Linked DNA regions of Homo sapiens: region 1 is linked to region 2. A link is an interaction called in ENCODE POLR2A ChIA-PET data of the cell type or tissue named here. Cell type or tissue: HepG2. All regions are shown on one strand.

Region 1 (4,000 bases), 58 kb after region 2:
TGCTCCTAAGTAAGATCAGTGCAGATTCTGATCCTCCCTAAACTGCTCCTAAGTAAGATCAGTGCACATTCTGATCCTCCCTAAACTGCTCCTAAGTAAGATCAGTGCAGATTCTGATCCTCCCTAAACTGCTCCTAAGTAAGATCAGCGCAGATTCTGATCCTCCCTAAACTGCTCCTAAGTAAGATCAGCGCAGATTCTGATCCTCCCTAAACTGCTCCTAAGTAAGAACAGCGCAGATTCTGATCCTCCCTAAACTGCTCCTAAGTAAGAACAGCGCAGATTCTGACCCTCCCTAAACTGCTCCTAAGATCAGTGCAGATTCTGACCCTCCCTACACTGCTCCTAAGATCAGTGCAGATTCTGACCCTCCCTAAACTGCTCCTAAGATCAGTGCAGATTCTGACCCTCCCTAAACTGCTCCTAAGATCAGTGCAGATTCTGATCCTCCCTACACTGCTCCTAAGATCAGTGCAGATTCTGATCCTCCCTAAACTGCTCCTAAGTAAGATCAGTGCAGATTCTGACCCTCCCTACACTGCTCCTAAGATCAGTGCAGATTCTGATCCTCCCTAAACTGCTCCTAAGATCAGTGCAGATTCTGACCCTCCCTAAACTGCTCCTAAGATCAGCGCTTGAGGTATTTGCAGACCCTGCGCTTGATGCATCAGTTGGCACCACCCAGATCCATAAACTGGCTCATCTGATCCTGTGGCCTCAACCCAGCAGCTGACTCGGCACAAGAGGACAGCTTCGGCTCCCCATGATTTTGTCTCCAACCCAACCAATCAGCATTCTCAACTCACTGGCCTTCCCCCACTCACCAAATTACCCTCAAAAACTCTGCTCCCCGAATGCTCGGGGAGACTGATTTGAGTAATAATAAAACTCTGGTCTCCCATACAGCCGGCTCTGCGTGAATTACTCTTTCTCTATTGCAATTCCCCTGTCTTGATAAATCGGCTCTGTGCAGGCAGCGGGCAAAGTGAACTCACTGGGTGGTTACATAAAGGGTGATCAGGTCCTTACTAAAACTGGATTTTACAAGGAAGTGCACAGATGGGCTCCGGAGAAGGTTCAGGAGCTGCCGTCTGCCCAAGCAGAGAAGCTTTCATTGCCACACAGCAGCTACCTCACACCTGCCACGGTTCTTGTGGGCAGTGGATTCCGTCCTCATCTGCTCAAGACTGTGCCCCCAAGCCGGGCGCAGTGGCTCACGCCTGTAATCCCAGCACTTTGGGAGGCCGAGGTGGGCGGATCACAAGGTCAGGAGATTGAGACCACCCCGGCTAACACGGTGAAACCCCATCTCTACTAAAAAAATATTAAAAAATTAGCGAGGCGTGGTAGCGGGCTCCCGTAGTCCCAGCTACTCAGGAGGCTGAGGCAGGAGAATGGCGTGAACCCGGGAGGCGGAGCTTGCATTGAGCCGAGATCACGCCACTGCACTCCAGCCAGCCTGGACGACGCAGCGAGACTCCGTCTCAAAAAAAAAAAAAAAAAGGGCTGCCCCTCTTTCTGGGAACCTCCTGCCTTCCTCTCCCTGCCAGTGGGTTCCACAAGAACCTCCCAGTCAGTACCTGCCACCCCCTTGGCCAGGTCATGTATCTGCCCAGCTGGGACCAGCAGAGCCCTTTCAGAGTTGGGACCAACCAGAGGGCCTCAAGGTGGTTGATGGGACAAGGATGGAGCAGGCCCACAGGGGTGGGGAAGATGAAGGCCACCAGGGGGCCTAAGGTGGATCCCCATGTCAGCAGGTCTCATGAACTGCTGCAGAATCCCTCCACTCAGGCCACGTGTTCCCGCTGAAGCAGCTCAACTCCCCACCCTCCCCATGCAGAGGCTTCTTCCATCCCTTGTCCAAGGTGCAAAAAGACAAGACCCATGCCCCTCATTTCAAGGCCCTCTCCTGACTGTGGGTGTTAGTCCCAAATTAGCAATGCCCCAGGCGTCCAGAGCCACTTCCCGAACCCCAGCAGGCTGCCTCCAATTGGGGCTCTGTCAATGCAGAAAAAGAACTCACATCTCCAAAAGGCAGGATGGCCTGCAGAGCTTGGCTTTGAACAAACATAGCTGGCAGCACACACATCCCCTCCTCCAGGCCGGGAGGTCAGGGCTGGGCCGAGGCAGCTGTCACGTGGGCAACCCCTGAGCGGCCTCCAGAGCCCAGGGGGAAGGGGCCACCATTTGCGTAACACTACAACCCTAAGCAGGCTCTTCTCGGGAAGAAGGGGCCGGTCCTGGGGTAGTTCCCAGCTTCCAGTTGAAAGAGAATAAAGTGCCTTTGATTGTCTCCTTTTAAACTCCAATTCACAGCGCCAACCAGCTGCGATAGCTCCAATTACAGGTTCAAAGATTTCTGGGCCACCGAGCAGCTTTCTGTTCTGGCTCCAGATGGAAGCACCAGCAGCGCACCCCTGCCCCCAGCCCCGCCACACACAGGCACAGACACCACACTGGAATGTAACATCAAGGGGCTCGCTGGCAGAGACTGGCACCTCCTGCTCTCCACAAGGTCAGCAGCAGCCTCAAGCCCAGCCCCTTCCCACCCCATCTCTGGGAGTCCCTTCAAACTTTGCTCCCACATGGCCTCTATCTTGGAGCTTTCATGTTTCCTCAGGAAAATGCCAGCTCCCCACACACAGCTGGGCTTCAGTGGAAGTCGAGTCCTGAACCCTCACCCTGGTCCCCAGAGGCTCTTCCAGAGCCCTGTCCACCTTCCCACTGGCTGCAGGGTCAGTGACCAGGGAAAGCGCTTCCCATCAGGAGACCAGGTCCTGCTCCTCCCCGAGGGGCAACCTGAGCTTGTGGAGAAACGCAAGGTCAAGGAGCTGCCCTGGGGAGCCACCCTAGGAGGGGCCACCCTGAGGGAGCTGTCCTGGGGACACCTGCAGTGGAAACTGTTCAGGGCAGGGGCTATGGAGAGGGATACCCTGGCAGGGCCCAATTACTACAGCAACCTTGGGGCCCTCAGCCACACAGAATAAAATCCTCACCGAAGCCCCCTCTGGGGCTCTCTCTTACACTGATGAGAAAAAGAAGTAGCTCAGAGCAGAGTCGGAACTAGGCGGGGTGTACGGCCAAGAGGGATGAGTGTGGGGCCTCAGTAATCCCACACTTCTGCAAAAATGGCTGGGGACAATTGTTTCAGGACGCTTTGTTCCAGACCAGCTGCCTCACCATTATCTTCATGTTCTTGGAATTTGTGACACAACGAACAATGTAGGCCGGGTATGATGGCTCACACCGGTAAATCCCAGCTACTCAGGAGGCTGAGGCACAGGAAATCACTTGAGCCCGGGAGGCGGAGGGCACAGTGAGCACTCCAGGCTGGGCAACACAGCGAGACTCTGTCTCAAAAAGAAAGAACAATGTATAGCCAATGTTATCTGTTTTTGTTTTTTCTGTTTTGTTTTTGAGACGGAGTCTCACTCTGGCACCCAGGCTGGAGTGCAATGGCGCAATCTCGGCTCACTGCAACCTCCACTTCCCAGGTTCAAGCAATTCTCCTGCCTCAACCTCCCAAGTAGCTGAGATTACAGGTACACGCCACCACACCTGGCTAATTTTTGTATTTTTAGTAGAGACAGGGTTTCGCCATGTTGGCCCAGCTGGTCTCGAACTCCTGACCTCAAGTGATCCACCCGCCTTGGCCTCCCAAAGTGCTGGGATTACAAGCGTGAGCCACCGCGCCCAGCCACCTCTTTTCCTTCGAAAAACTACTGTAACTGTTGCCAATCAGAGTGTATATTCAGGGCAAATAGAATCTCTGCTCCCAGGTTGCAATCCTCAAGCTTGGCCCAAATAAACCCTCCGCTCATGTTAATGTTGCTTCAGCTTCTTTCTTTTAGGTCAACGTTCAGTACGCGTCTGTCATTTCCATTTGACTGTTAAACAAACTGGAGACTATAGAGGCCAAGGGAAAACTTGCCCTCTGCCCTCAGGAGATTCACGGAAAATCAACTGACAAAGTAAGAGAAAAGGCATACAGATTTATTCA
Region 2 (4,000 bases):
GACTAGGAGAGTAAATGGTGGACAGGTGCATCTGAGATAGACGGACAGAAGGGATGCTGACTAGGAGAGTAAATGGTGGACAGGTGCATCTGAGATAGACGGACAGAAGGGTGGATTGAAAGGCACTGGACCAGTGGATGGAGGGAGGGAAGGAGAGGGCCATGGGTAGATAGGTCAAAGAGCAGACAGATACATGGGTAGATGGATGGATGGACTGGGTGTGTAGACAGGTAGGTGGAGAGGTGGATGGATGGAGGAAGGGAGGGGTGGTGGATTGGGTTGGCTGGTGAGTCAACGGTTAAGAAGATGATGGTGGGATGGGTGGGTGAGTCAAAGGATAGATGGCTGTAAACATAGGTGGAGCAGTGGCCGGACGGAAAGAGGAAAGAGTGCCTATTTCTATCAGAAGGCACAGATATCAAAAAAGTATCGGGCTGGATTCCAGGTCCCAGCTACTACGTTGTGTGACTCTCAGTAAGTCAACAGCCCCCTCTAAGCCCGCCCATATAGAATAGAGAAATCCAACTTGGAGGATCCCCTTGGTTCTGATGACCTATATCTTATCCTGGCATTCCCCAACCACACCTGCACCCCTCATCCCGCTGAACCTAAGGCCAGCTCAGGCCAAGCCTCATCACCACTCAGGTGGGGCATCAGACCCCTCCTTTCCTCCATCACACCCTTCTCCACGTCGACAGAGGCACGGAAGTGTCATGGTGCTGCCTGCTGAAGAACCCGCCACACTTGCACTTGACCAGCCTCCTGTTTTCAGATGTTGTCAACCAAACAAATTGTATGGATTACATAACACAAACTCATTTTTCCAGTTTTGTTAATAAGACACATAAAAGCCAGCTGAAGAGAAAATGCCCAACACAGCCATCTCCTACTACCCACCCAAGTGCTGACCTTACTGCAAAGAAAGGGAAGGAGGGAGGGGAGGGAAGGCACAGGGCCTGCTCCTGCTGGGCCTCCAGAACACACCTGACCTCGCTTCTCCATTCCCTCCCTCACAGCTCCACCCTCTGCCTGCCAGGAGGTGCCGTGGGAGACTGCTCTCTGCTGGGTAAGTGACCAGGACTCGCCTCCCGATCCCACAGCAGGCACCGGCTCTGGGCACCAGCCCCTGCACGCACAGGGACTATGTCCCCTCCCTAACCTTTAAGTCCTTTTCTGTCCCCACTCCAGTCCCGGAAATGGATTTTTTTGGGGGGTGGGGGGAGCAGATCTGGGCCTGTTGGAAGCAGGTTCCTGTTCCTGGGCTGCACTCTGGCCTCTGGCAGAACTCGGCCCCGGGATCCCAGAGCAGAGGCTCTGCGCAGTGTGGCCAGCAGGGCCTGCAGCCAAGGTCAGAGGGCACTGTCACTGCTCCCACTCCCTGCCCTTCGCAGGCAGCCTCCGCAGGTCCCTCTCCCGCTGCCCACTCATGAAATACTCCCGTCTACCCCGGGACCTCTGACACTCACTCCCCAGGTCACACACACCATGGCTGCTGGCTGGAGCCCAGACCTGAACCCTCCTCTCCATTGCTCTGCTCTGCCCAGCCCGGGCTTTGATCCTACACAACCTGCACAATCAGACACTGCGGCTGGGTTCCCTCCGCCATGATGCCACACTGTCACTTGACTCCATGCCACCTGACCACCCCGTGGTCCCCACACCAGCCTCGCCCCTCACCCCATGCAGGCGTTTCACTCACATAGAACTTGCTGCCTGTGTTGCAAACAAGACTTTGCCCCTCAGGGCCATGTGACCCCCTAGAAATGGAATAACAACAAGTGGCCCCACCTCTTGGGACTGCTGGGATGAGTCAACGACTTATACGTGTAGAAGTGCTAAAACTGTGCCAGGCACTCAGAGCAGGCCGTGCTGACACACAGCTGTAGAGCGCCACACGGACCCTGCACACACGGCTGTCCCCTCAGCCCCAGCCGCTGACCACCTAGAGGACTCAGCTCAGACAATGCCTCTGTTTTGAGGCCCTCTCTGACTCCTTCAGGCCAGCCCAGGGAGCTCCCACGCTCACACGGCCCCCGTCACAGCCACTGCTCCCACAAGGCTTCCAGCTGAGCCTCCGTGATCCCGGCTCCCAGCACAGGGCCCAGCACATGACAAACACCTAAAAAACATTTGCTGCTCTCCAATTCTGACTCCAGCCTAAACCCCCCTCCCTCCCCGTCAGCTTCAGACGTAGGTCCAAATGCCCCTCACTCCACACAGTCCTCAAACCAGAACCTTCCTCACCACCACGTGGGGGAGCTCAAGACCCGCTCCCGCCACAGGTGTGGATCCCCCTACCTCTCCTTCCCCTCCCCTCTCCCATACTGTCTGAACCAGGGCCCAAATCTCTGAAACCATTTCCCATCTGGACCCTGCCCTATCCACCCTCCGCGGGCTGAGAACAGGGGGCCAAGTCCCTTCCACACTCTAAGCCACCAGTCAGAGCAAGGCAGAACAAGGCCAAGGAAGGAGGAAAGGGCACCGGCCCAGGAAAAGGTCAGTGGCGAAGCTCCTGCCTCCCTGGGCCTCTGCTGAGCTCAGCACAGGGCAGGGGTCCAGGCCGTACAGGGGTGGAGTCGCTGGGAAACTCTCAGAGGTGGGGACACAGAGATGGGGACACAGTAACCCCAGGCCTGAGCCCTTCACATGCAGAGGGAGGGTGCATGCACCCTTGATCCAGACACACCACCGATGGCCCCCAGTGACCATCACTCAGGAGAGGTTTGCTTGGCCCACCAGCTCTCCAGGACAGAAGCACATGCATGGATCTGGGGGCCTCCCGGGACCCCTGAGGGTTCCTTGCAAGGGCACCCCCAAGACACGCACCCAGCTCCAGCCCGGGGGCCCCCAAAGGACCAGATGGTCAGCAGGGCTGGACAGCAGCCACTCACCAACCCAGGAGCTGCAGCCTTCACCTTCACATCCTCCCTGCAGGCTGAGGACCAGCCCAGCCTCACCTGCTGCCCTCAGACCATCCCTGCCCCAGGGCACTCACCAGGGCACCTCCAGGCCCAACTGGCCTCATTTCCTCTTGGCTGCTCCGGGCCTGCCTGCTCTGCCCACTTGGACAATCTGTCCACTTTGGAAAAACGCCTCTTTTCTCACACTGACCTCCTTACATGTCTGCCAGCTACGCAGGAATCATGCGTTCCACACACCTGGTGTTTCTGAAGGACTGTGCTGGTGGGGTGCAAGTCACTGGGAGTCAATGTGGGATCACACAGACAGAGGCCCCGTCACACACGTCCTATGTGTCTCCACTGCACGTGAAGCGTCAGGTTACATACACGCATGTTCCCAAGTATATGCAGAGTGTGTGCACACGTGTCTGTGTCATGTACACAAGTTTGCATCTACTTTGAGTGTTTGTTTGAGTTTACCTCTAGTCTTTTCTCTATGAATATCCATGTGGATTTAGCACCAAGAGAGAACAAAGGGAAACTGGAAGGGGTGGTCCCCTTGGGAGCTGCCCGGGGAGCCGTGGGGTCACTCACCAGGCCGTGTGTCATGCTGCCTCATCTGCACTTCCTCCACGCAGTCGGCCGGGAACCAGCCCGTGCGGCCTTTCACGGTTCCCTCCCAGAAACCGCCCTCCCCAATGCTGAGCACTGGAGGAAGAAGCCAGACAGGCCGTCAGTGGGGAGCAGAGCTGGGCGCCTACCCCACCTCAGGAGCAGGTTCTGCCCACCCACCCCCTGCCCTTTCCCTCCTTCCCTTCCCACTTTCTCCCAGCTTTTTCCCTGGGAAGATTTTGGGATCCACGCAGAAGAGAGAAAGGAACAGATGGGCTCGGCACAGGGTGGGCATGTGGGGGACAGAGAGACACACAGATGGACACACTCGGGGAGGGGCGCAGGCAGGGGCAGGGGCCACACTCCTGCTGCTGCCCCCACCCCCAGCTGACCATGCTCCCCCAGCCCCTTCAACCGACCCCCATCCTGGCTCTGTCACCCACCCAGGGGTCACTGCCGAGAGCTCGGGGTCATCGTGCTGTGGCCAG

The links. Peaks named below come from ENCODE experiments on the same cell type or tissue, not always from the same donor. Only the 100,000 strongest peaks of a DNase experiment are listed, where the experiment ranks them.
Region 1: POLR2A ChIA-PET joins it to region 2 with 51 read pairs; 3 of 35 experiments call an interaction of 5 or more read pairs at or near these places.

Annotation. Positions count from the first base shown.
Region 1 is chr22:50,640,253-50,644,252 of GRCh38, reverse strand. No RefSeq gene overlaps it. Among named protein-coding and RNA genes, the nearest start is that of ARSA, 14 kb to the right of the region's middle. RefSeq lists enhancers at 1-398, 399-900, 1,622-2,186, 2,187-2,750. In HepG2, CTCF peaks have their summits at 1,719 (motif pointing right) and 2,331; DNase peaks (open chromatin) are centred at 1,752, 2,212 and 3,822; H3K4me3 peaks cover 1,573 bases.
Region 2 is chr22:50,698,298-50,702,297 of GRCh38, reverse strand. It overlaps SHANK3 (SH3 and multiple ankyrin repeat domains 3), which reads right to left. Exons shown (of 25, transcript NM_001372044.2): 15 at 3,495-3,608. Among named protein-coding and RNA genes, the nearest start is that of SHANK3, 27 kb to the right of the region's middle. In HepG2, a CTCF peak has its summit at 2,264 (motif pointing right); DNase peaks (open chromatin) are centred at 1,737 and 2,257; H3K4me3 peaks cover 1,723 bases.